Linked DNA regions of Mus musculus: region 1 is linked to region 2. The links are chromatin contacts, found by Hi-C in ENCODE. All regions are on one chromosome and are shown on one strand. The core of a region is the stretch at or near the end of the contact, and the rest is flanking DNA. Distances in the headings are between cores, read along the strand shown. Region 1 overlaps Litaf (LPS-induced TN factor). Region 2 holds the start of Prm2 (protamine 2).

The links. A loop is a pair of places that touch in the nucleus more often than their neighbours do.
Region 1: a map of T-helper 2 cell shows a loop between it and region 2 (2.7-fold over the local background). The contact joins the enhancer-like site here to the promoter of Prm2 in region 2. A Hi-C loop is called at or near these places in 1 of 37 maps with a recorded cell type or tissue (T-helper 2 cell).

What each region holds. Positions count from the first base shown.
Region 1 is chr16:10,954,681-10,960,189 of GRCm38, forward strand. Litaf (LPS-induced TN factor) reads right to left here. Exons shown (of 4, transcript NM_019980.2): 4 at 4,593-5,509. Among named protein-coding and RNA genes, the nearest start is that of Litaf, 36 kb to the right of the region's middle. Within about 2 kb of position 2,860, at least 1 of the 3 ENCODE cell types and tissues checked has a DNase peak (open chromatin) inside an H3K27ac peak, as active enhancers do.
Region 2 is chr16:10,789,418-10,794,296 of GRCm38, forward strand. It overlaps Prm2 (protamine 2), which reads right to left and starts at 2,688. Exons shown (of 2, transcript NM_008933.2): 1 at 2,323-2,688; 2 at 1,960-2,217. The coding sequence starts at 2,581. The coding sequence ends at 2,153. It overlaps Prm3 (protamine 3), which reads right to left and starts at 1,497. Exons shown (of 1, transcript NM_013638.2): 1 at 1,091-1,497. The coding sequence starts at 1,472. The coding sequence ends at 1,167.

The DNA of each region.
Region 1 (5,509 bases), core at 1,610-4,109, 170 kb after region 2:
CTGTCTCAAAAAACAAAACCAAAATGTATCACACACCTCAGGTGAGTTATGTGGAGTGTGAATAAACTCAGTCTCTGTAAAGATGAACTCCACTCCCACAAAAAAAAAAAAAAAAAAAAAAAGAATTCTTACCTCTAGTAAGAGGTAAGCTCTAGTAGGGGCTGTTGACAGTTCCTCCCTCCCTCCCTTCCTCTCCCCCTCCCTCCCTTCCTTTCTCTCCCTTTCCTTCCTCTCTCCTCCCTCCTTTCCTTTCCTTTCCTTTCCTTTCCTTTCCTTTCCTTTCCTTTCCTTTCCTTTCCTTTCCTTTCCTTTCCTTTCCTTTCCTTTCGACAGGGTTCCAAGTGGCCCACGACAACTCTATTTTCTATATAGCTAAGGGTAGCCTTGAACTTATGACAGGTGTGGTGCTGAGACTGCATATGCGGGATAAGCTCCCCACCAACTGAGCTCCATCCCAGATATGTTCTGTGCACTTCAGGTTGTCTTAGGCACATGGCCTCTCACATCTGCTTTCTCTTTGCTCCGTGCTTTTGAGGCTCACCCACACCATGGGTGTGGGCACTTTTTTCCTTTTTTAGGACATAACATGTGTTTAACCGTAAGCTCAGGCCAGCCAGGGATACAAATCCTGAGTGTGGGAGGACTGGCTGTGGGCCCTGCGCTTTGCTGGAGCTCTAGAGTGATTTTTGTGCCTAATAGGCACTGAGAGTCATGTTGGAAAAACATATACATGTGTGTGTGCATGTGTGTGTGTGTGTGTGTGTGTGTTTTAAGCACAGCTGGTGTGAGACTATTGGGTGGAGACCAAGGAGGCTGCTGAACATCCTACAGCTCACAGCCCCCACAGAAGGATGTGGCCAGGGTCGTGATGTATTCTAAGTCCTGGGTGAATTTTAGACCTGAGGTCCCTCTGCTGTGAACAGTTCCAACATTGCTACCCAGCATGCACAGCCTCCTCAAGCCCCCTTGCTTTATTTGTAAGTGCCACCGAAGGCTGCCTTTCATCCCGGGTTCTCAGCAGGAGTAAAGGGATCTCAGTGTGCATTTATAAGCAAGACTGCCATCATTGCCGGGCGTGGTGGCACACATGCCTTTGATCCCAGCACTTGGGAGGCAGAAGCAGGTGGATTTCTGAGTTCGAGGCCAGCCTGTTCTGCAAAGTGAGTTCCAGGACAGCCAGGGCTACACAGAGAAACCCTGTCTCAAGAAACAAAACAACAACAACAACAAAAAGACTGCCATCGTCAAGAACTAGGGGGATGTGATGGCATTATTTTTGGACGCCTTTTTATTGCATTTAGTTTTTGTAATTGTGAGTTTCTGCCATGGTGCGTGTGTGAAGCTCAGAGGACAACTTGTAGGAGTTGAGCTCTCCTTCTACCATGTGGGACCAGGATACAGAACTGAGGCTGTCTGGCACAAAAGCCTTTCATGTCCAAGGCTGTGACCTGGATGATCCATACCTTGTGAACACTATCCCAGGCCCGACAGAAGTCAACCATGAAGGGCTGGACATCCGTTCAGTGACAGAGTACTTGGCTAGCATGTTTGGGGCCCTGGTTCCATCTCTAGCACACATAAACTGGGCAACTAGTGCTTGCTTGTATCCCGGCACTAGGGAGGTGGGGCAGGAAGATCAGAAATTCAAGGTCATTATTGGCTACATAGCCACATAAAAGTTCATGGCCAACACGGGCTATAGAACTCTCAAAAAGAAAGGAAAGGAAAAAATATAAATAAACAAACAATAAGTAAATAGAAAACGGAAAAGGACATCAAAAGGGAGTGTAACTGACCAAAACTGACCTAAATCTTCAGGAGGTCATCCATGTACTGTAACGCCCAAGCCCAGGTCAGTATGTCATCGTACTGGGCGGAGAGACAGCTCAGCTCCTCGGCTGTTAAAGGAGGAAGGCTTGTTACCATATATAGGCATTTCCCCTTCTAATTACTAAAACAATACAATGAAAGCATTTCTGTGCTAGCCAGCCCACACTGGTCATGCTGCTAGAGGGATTTGGGGTCCCCGCAGGTTCCATGTACAAAAGCTTCCTGCTGCTGAGAGAGCATTCACCTGGCCTAGCGAGTCTTCCCCACGATGCCTTGTCCTGGCTGGGACTCCAGGCAAGACTGAATGGCTGGAAGTAGGGAAAGCCAGGTAGGAGCGTGCTTAAGCATCCTTCAGTGCCCATGTTAGCAAGGTACTGTATCTTAGCAGCTTCTCTCAAGGGGGCTTGGCCTGCAGATCCATCCCTTCCTCTACACAGAAACAGAGAGATACACACAAACACACTCACAACTGTCTTAGGTGGAGGCCTGCACTGATTCACTGCTGCCGGGCACAGGGCAAGCAACACACAAAATAAGAGCGCACCAACCTAGAACGGCAGCAGAAGAGAGAATGCTACACCCAATCATCCACACAGTGTGACACGGGACGCACCCTGCCATTATGCTTCAGTGGCCACAAACAGCTGGTCCTAGGCTGGCAGCTGGTGAGCTGGCCATGTCACTGTTATCGGAGATACAGCTCTGCCACACACACTCACACACACACACACACACACACACACACACACACACACACACCAAGCTCCCACAGCACAGAGCTACACTGTCCATTTTAGAAAAGCTTATATAACAAACCCTCCACTCCAGCCACACCCAAACCCCTACATGCATACACTCAGGAAGACACACAAAAAGACCCCTCAGCCAGATATGCACTCTTGGCTGTCTTAGATTGAGGCCTATGGAGGGAGAGCCGATGCCCAACCACCACCTCCCAGTTGGCATGGGATACACATTCTTCCTACTGCTTTAGTTTCAGACACTTACACAAAATGCAAATTACAGCTTAGGGAAGCAGCCTCAAGTTCCCCCGCCCCCAGCAGTCATGCTGCCCTTTTGTGCATTCTGGAGTCTTTCTGAGTGGGTGCCTCTCATCCCAGTGCTGGGTTGGGGGAGGGCAGGGAGGGTGAAGGCACCCCTGGAGCTCCCCATCTCCCTGAACTGTGTACCCTGACCTGGTTCCAAACCAAAACAGAACAGAAAAACCAATAAATGGCCAAATCAAGGGCTCAAGATGTCACAGTGTTACTAAAATTCCTTCCAGCAAGGACATAAGCAAATTCTACCTCTCTCATCCCAAGGTCGAAATAACAAGTCCAGGCCAAGTTCTGCCCAAGTTCACTCAGGGCATGAATGAGTTTACTGGAACTCCTTAGAGAATGCAGGTGAGGGGTCTGTTGCAGGGGTGTGATGCTCCTCCCCCATGAGGTTGCAAAGGAAAGTCAGTACCAAGCAGTGGTGGTTTTCCCCACAGCCACACTGGAGCTGCCTCTCTCAGCTCAGCTGAGTCTACTCAGCTCTTCAGACCTCTGGAGGCTACATGCAAACAGGGAGTGCCTGGAGTCAGGTGAAGGTCCCATGACCCTCTCCATCCCTCCACGGGGGAGCGGGGGTACACAGACAACAAGCTCAGCAAGGAGGACCTCTTGCAAACAAGTGCAGCTGGACTCCCTAGCAGGGCAGGTGTTTGGTCTGGTCCCGTACCTAGAGCCTGAGAGGCCATGGATTCAATCCCTAGTAGTAAAGAACTGGCATGAGGGAGTGAGGAAAAGGCAGAGATCCTGAGAAAGAAGCTTCCACACCCAGACCATTTTGCAAGTCAAAAGCAGTGGTGGCCCAGGAGCAGGGACTACTGATGGCCACTCACTTCCCGTACACCCTCACCGCACACCCTCGCCGCAGCAGGGACTACTGATGGCCACTCACTTCCGTACACCCTCACCGCACACCCTCGCCGCAGCAGGGACTACTGATGGCCACTCACTTCCCGTACACCCTCACCGCACACCCTCGCCGCAGCTTCCTGCATTGCCCTCCCAGCTTCTCTACCAACAGGCTCACCAGGAAACATCCACCCCTCCATGTACTGGGGCAATGGGCACCAAGGCCAGCCATGTTCAAAGTCCCTTCTTGAGAGTTTGTACAGAGTCCCCACACAGCCTCCATCCTGTTTGGGGGTGTGGTGGGAGGAAGCCTTGGATGTACGGTGACTGTTAGCCAGCTAGCAGAGTCTGCCTAGGTAGATCTGGGGACCTGAGAGGCCAGCTAGACTAGCATACTTGTCTATCCCCCAAGACACAGTGGCAGGAGTCTAAATTCACAAAAGCACGTGGGCACCTGGCAATTTACTCCAAGTAATCTATATCTTGCAGTCCTCCACACAGGGCCTTTGTTTAGAAGACTCTGCAGGGGTAATGAATACCAGCTTGAGATCAGTTACACATCACAATGACAGCCAAACTTCTAATGCACAGCCTTGAACTTGACCAAATAAAAGAGAAACCACATAGTTGAGACCCCATGAGCAGCAATTTCACAACACAAATAAGGGTTTCAGTGCAATACAAACCACAACTAAATGACTCAATTCCCCCATACCTTTCAACTTGAAGCTGTCACCACAGGTAGGAGAATGGGGTGGCAGCCATGCTCTGGGCTTGGCACCCCCTCTCCTAGTATCTCATAGCCACCCTGGGCCAATGAACAAGGAGGGTTTTGTTCAGAGAATGAATGGGGACAGCTTCCTTCTTGGCATTTTATTAAAACTTGAAAGCCGTGGCTTGCTGCCATTGATGACGACTAAGGGCTCCCGACAGCCAAACCTTCGAACGCAACTCGTTAGCAACAGTCATCTTGCTGCAGCTGAAGCCTGAGGTGTGGGTCAGGAAGGATTTTCTAGTGTAACAGAGCAACTTAAGATTCTTCGGGCAATGCCTGGAAACACAACACAAGGCCTTTCTTCATAAAAGGTGAACTGGATTGTTCACTGAGTGATCAAAGATTTTATTTGTTTAAAAGCAGATATCAAAGTCATGTATGGTATCCATAATTCACTGCAAAAATAATGGCTAGCACTTCCGGATCATTGTATGAACAGCTCAGGCAATGGCTAGGCTGCATCTTAACCAGCATGCAGACTTCTGTTCCGGGTCAGGTTGACTCCGTACACTGTTATTTGCAGCAGATCCTGTGTAGACTTAGGATGGAGCCAGGGCCTCCTAGAAAGCTGGCCAGACTGGGACAATATTATACACGGCAGAGTGGTCACCCTAGAAAGAGCCCTGAATTTGTCTTTGACATCCTTCTACTTGGTCTGGTGATGTTGGAGACCATGATGACCGTACCACAGAAGGTCATCTCTAAAAACTGAAATCATGTTTCAGGGAGTTCCACTCCCAATCTCTCGGCACTGAAGCAGGGCTCAAATAGAGGTCCCCCAACTCCCTCAAAGAGACCCCACAGAGACAAGGCTTTCAAAACTACACCAAACCTACATAGGCAGGCAATGAAATTACCTGTTTGTTTCTCTGTCAAAGAAAAACAGAACAAAAGGCCCAGTGGGTGTAGAGGCACACAGCTAGGGCCCTGCATGTCTGAGAGCCGAAGACTGAGGATCCCCTAGGAGTTCGAGGCTGGCCTGGCCAACAAGCTGGACTGA
Region 2 (4,879 bases), core at 1,438-3,937:
CCCATGCAGCCAGGATTCACTGGCATGGGCCTTTACATTCAGTGTGTGTATGTGTGAGTGTGTTCAGAAGACAACTCTTAGGAGTGGTTTCTCTCCTTGAACTCAGCTTGACAACATGTTCCTTTACCTGCTGAGATGGTCTCAGCTCAACGAATCTTCTCCAGAGTTCTGGGATTCCAGTTCTAAGTTCACTTTTAAATAAACATGCCGTTGTGAAACTACCTGATTTAATGAGTTCTGCCTTCTCTGTTCATCTTTTGCAGCCAGCTTTGTCTGGGATGTTCCCATATTAGCAGGCTGAATGGTAGCTTCCCCTCCCCAAGATAGAGCCTTTGAAGAATTATGGTACCATGCAGAGCTATAATTGGGCAGGCCTTCACATCCACTAGCAAGTATTCTCACAGAGGATAGAGGCACTGTCACAAGAGTCTGCCTGGCATGTACAAGGCCCTGGGTTTGATGTGCAGGCTGGGCTGCTGTAGCCATAAGTCCAAAGTTTCAGGAGTAGTGGCTGGTGGCACCTACACCCAGGGCTGTCCCCACATGCAGATCCTTGTTGGGGCAGTACACCTAAGGCACAGGCTCTGTGCTTGTGCTACACAGCCAGCCCTGAGGCCTCTGCAGCTCCCATGGGAGAACTGGCCACACGTGAAAGACATATTTGGGTCTCTGGCATGAATTTGAGCCCTATCAACCTTCCCCAAACCCACTTGGAGACCTTTGTGTTCCTTGCCTCTCCTAAGGTTTCACTGGGTTTCACTTCCCAGATCCCAAGAGCCCTCAGTGGCAAGGTGGGTGAAAGCCAAGGGCTGAGAGGGCCTCCTTCCTCCCACATACTGCTGTTTCTTTTGAATAGGAGTTAATAGGAGATGGAACTTTCCTCTGGGCTTCCCTGCATATAGCCACATCCTCCATAGAGGATGCTACATAGAGCCTGAATCAAAACATATCCAGCCTTGGACAGCACCCCCAGTGAGGCATTCTCTCTCTCTCTCTCTCTCTCTCACACACACACACACACACACACACACACACACACACACACACACACGTATGCACATAAAGGGAAAGAGGGAGACCAAGAGAGTTCCATGGAGACTCTTTATTCTTTTCTGAATGTCCTCTGGCGTGGCAATGGGCACCCATTGCCAGGCAGGCCTTGTGGCTCAGGAGTGTGTCTGCTTGGGCTCGGGGCTTGGCTGGGCCTCCCCATCCTCGGCGCTCTCTTGCTTTTCGGGCTCCAGCAGCAGCAGCTTGCCCTTCACCGGGATTTGCTCCTCTTCCTCTTCTTCTTCTTCCTCCTCCTCCTCTTCCTCGTCCTCCTCCTCTTCCTCGCCCTCTGATGACAGGGAAAAGTTGTCTTGACTCACACAGGCCACGAGCTTCTTCATGGAGGACTCGTGGCCACGGCTGTGACCAGTGTTCTGGGCTGGGCCATGGCCAGTGCTGAGCTTGGCACAGCGGGAACCCATCGCCCACTCCTGTCTCTCTGGACTAGGAGGGAGGCAGCCTGGGTAGCGAGAGAGTGTGAGACTGGTGGGTGTGGCACTGACCTCACAAAGGCTCCAAGGCACCACCCTCCCCCACCCCAGAATTTGGAGCTATGCTTACATTTTCCAGGAACCCTGGCTGAGCTGGAATGATTGGGGTAGAGTAGACGCTGGAGAGGGCACAAACTAGAGGAGCTGAACATGTTAACTCATGTGCTGGGAAGATGGTCTCAGTCCAGCTCCACCATGCCACCCCACCCCCTCCCCACCCCATTCCAGCTCTTCATTTTAGTTCACACTTCACCGTAAGGATGCTTGGATTTGGCCAATTCTATCCATGGTTCAGGTCACTTCCTGACAGTAGCTGTAGGAGTGGACCTTGTTTTCCCTAGTCCCTTCCCTCAGGCCCCTTCCCTCAGGCCCCTTCCCTAAGGCCCACGGTGTTGTTGAAAAGGAGACAGCAGTCAGTGAATCTCGTGTCAAGCTTTATTTGGCAGGTGGCTTTGCTCAGTACTCAGATCTCGTGGCTCCTTGGCAGCTCAGGGCTCAGACATCGACATGGAATGGTGGTGTGGCCTCACATGATGTTGCTTGGGCAGGTGACTATTCCTTGGGCAAGTGACTTCCTTGGCTCCAGGCAGAATGGACAGGCCTGGGGAGGCTTAGTGATGGTGCCTCCTACATTTCCTGCACCTGCATCTCCTCCTCCTTCGGGATCTTCTGCAGCCTGTAGAAAGGAAAGTCGAGGTTTGCTAGGCTGCCTGGAAGGCAGCAGGGTTTAGATGGGCAGCAGCAGCACAGGTGGCCAGGGGGTCGGCTGTGGGGTGCTTACCTCTGCGATGCCGCCTCCTGTGGCGGCAGGAGTGTCTCCTCCGCCTTCTGCATGACCGACGCCTCTTGTGGATCCTATGTAGCCTCTTACGAGAGCAGCGCCTGTGTCTGTGGTGGTGGTGGCCCCTGTGTGTCCTCCCATAGTCCTCTACGCGCTCTGGGCTCAGCCCTTGCCCCTGCCCCTGCTCCTCGCGTTCATGGTCTTGTCCAGGCCCCTGGTGCGGACCCTCACTGGGGCTCCTCATTCGGTAGCGAACCATGGTGCCAGGAGATCAGGAGGTTCTGGATTGAGGCTGCAGCTGACCTGGATTGGAGGAGGAGGGACGAAAGCCTGCCCACCTGCTCTTGGTGGTGATGATGGTCTGGTGTTTGGGGCTCTCAGAGGGCTCATATATAAAGGTAAACCCCACTGTGACCTGTCGGCCCACCCCTGATTGATTGTTCCCACCCTGCCCAGTCCCCTCTGTGAGGGCGGCACAGGGTTTGCAGGACTGGCTTAGGGGCCAAGTTACTCATCTTGCTTTGAAGCATGCTGACTTATTGAATGTGAGATGGCCTCACACAATGAAGAATGACCTTGAACTTCTAACCCTGGTCCCTTTACCTCCCAGGGGTTGGAATCACATATGTGTGCTTCCATGCCCTGGACATGCAGTGTTGGAGATGCAGCCCATGCATGGCCTTGGTTGGGCATTCGAGGAAGCACTCTACCAACTCCTAGCAAAAGCTTCCCACCCACTCCATGTGCATTAAGGACAGTGTAACATATCTTCCCATGGGGGAAACTGAGGCACAGATAAGCGCTTCTTAACTTCTTAACTTCCTATCTTGGATCTTAGGCTAACCAGGTCTGCCTACCTCTACTTTCCTGAGGCATATCTGAGACATTTGTTGATTCTCAACTCTACCTTGCTGATGAATAGTCCAGAATCAGAAGGGTGTGGGAGTGGGGCAGAGGGACATAGTCCCTCATAATTCTTGAATCTGAGCCTGTCACAGGACAATGAGCAGTTAGTAGTGCTAGCTTAAATAAGATCTAAACTAGTTGCAAAAAGTGCACAACCGCACAACCTAGTAATTTCAGTCTATGGTAGAGTGCAGAGTACACAGTAGATGGCTACTCTTGCTGGAAAATAATAGTTTGATTTGTTACTGTGGCCACTGGGCTATAGTGGGAAACACAACTTGTCCAGTTCTTAGGCACATGCCAGGCCACAGGATCTTGGACACCCCCCACTGTCTTGGACACTCCATTGAAGATACACGTGACCAAGGCAACTCTTATAAGGGCAAACATTTAATTGGGGCTGGCTTACACTTTCAGAGGTTTAGTCCATTATGATGGGAAACGTGGCATCATCCAGGCTGACTTGGTGCTGGAGCTGAGATGGGAAGCGTGGCATCCTCAGGCAGCTAGGAGTCTCTAAACCCATCCCCACAGTGACACACTTCCTCCAACAAGGCCACACCTCCTAATAGTGCCCCTCCCTGGACCCCATATACTTGTTCAAACACATGAATCTTTGGGTCAAAAGCTCTATAGTCTGTAATAGTCTCAACAATGTTAAATGTCCAAAGACAAAACCAAAAAGTAGATCACATATCTCCCACATCACAGAATGTACATTATCATAGTAAAAAAATACTGAACCAAACCAAAACCAGCTAGACAAACTCCAAACTGATCCCCAACACCTTTCATCCTTGTTGATTACTGTTGGCAGAGCTGGCATTCAGCAGCAACAAACTCCGTTCTCTTGGGCTGGTTCCTCAGCAGGTACCTCAGAACTCTGACATCTCTAATAGGTCATCTCCAAGGCAACTTCAACTTTACTTGTTCTAGTGTCATGGGGATGGCATTTCCAACATGCTGGGGTTTTCCACTGCAACTAGGCTTCACCAATAGCCTCTCATAGGATCCCTTCATGGTGCCAGGCCTCACCTTGCCAAGCATGGCCCCTTCAGTCCTGCACCTTCATCAATGGCCTTGGCTCTCTCACAGTGCCAAGCCTCAGCTGCTCTCTATGACTCCCTCATGCCTTCAAAACCAGCAACACACACATATCTTACACATTACCAAGTCCAGCTGTAGCACAAGGTATTAGATTTTTTTGTGCTGGTCTCTTAATCACTGTTAACCAGCATTATGCTTGAACTCAAGCTTTTCTTCACCTTGAACTTGCTCTGTCCCAAGCTGACTTTGAATTTAGAGATCTGCTTGCCTTTGTCTTCTGGGATTAAAAGTGTGTACCACCATGCGTGGGCCTAAGCTCTTCATGGCCACTATTCCTCAAGATCTAGATCAAAAAGGTCTGTGCCCTCCATCCTACCTTTCTGGATTGTAAAGTTTTCCAGGTTAAAAATCCAAATGAAAACATCTAACCTTGTTCAACTGTAAACACAAACAACCATAGCTGGGTGGGATCTTGCCTGAGGAGTCTCTAAACCCATCCCCACAGTGACACACTTCCTCCAACAAGGCCACACCTCCTAATAGTGCCACTCCCTAATAGTGGCTTCCCATATGCTTGTTCAAACACATGAATCTTTGGTAAAGT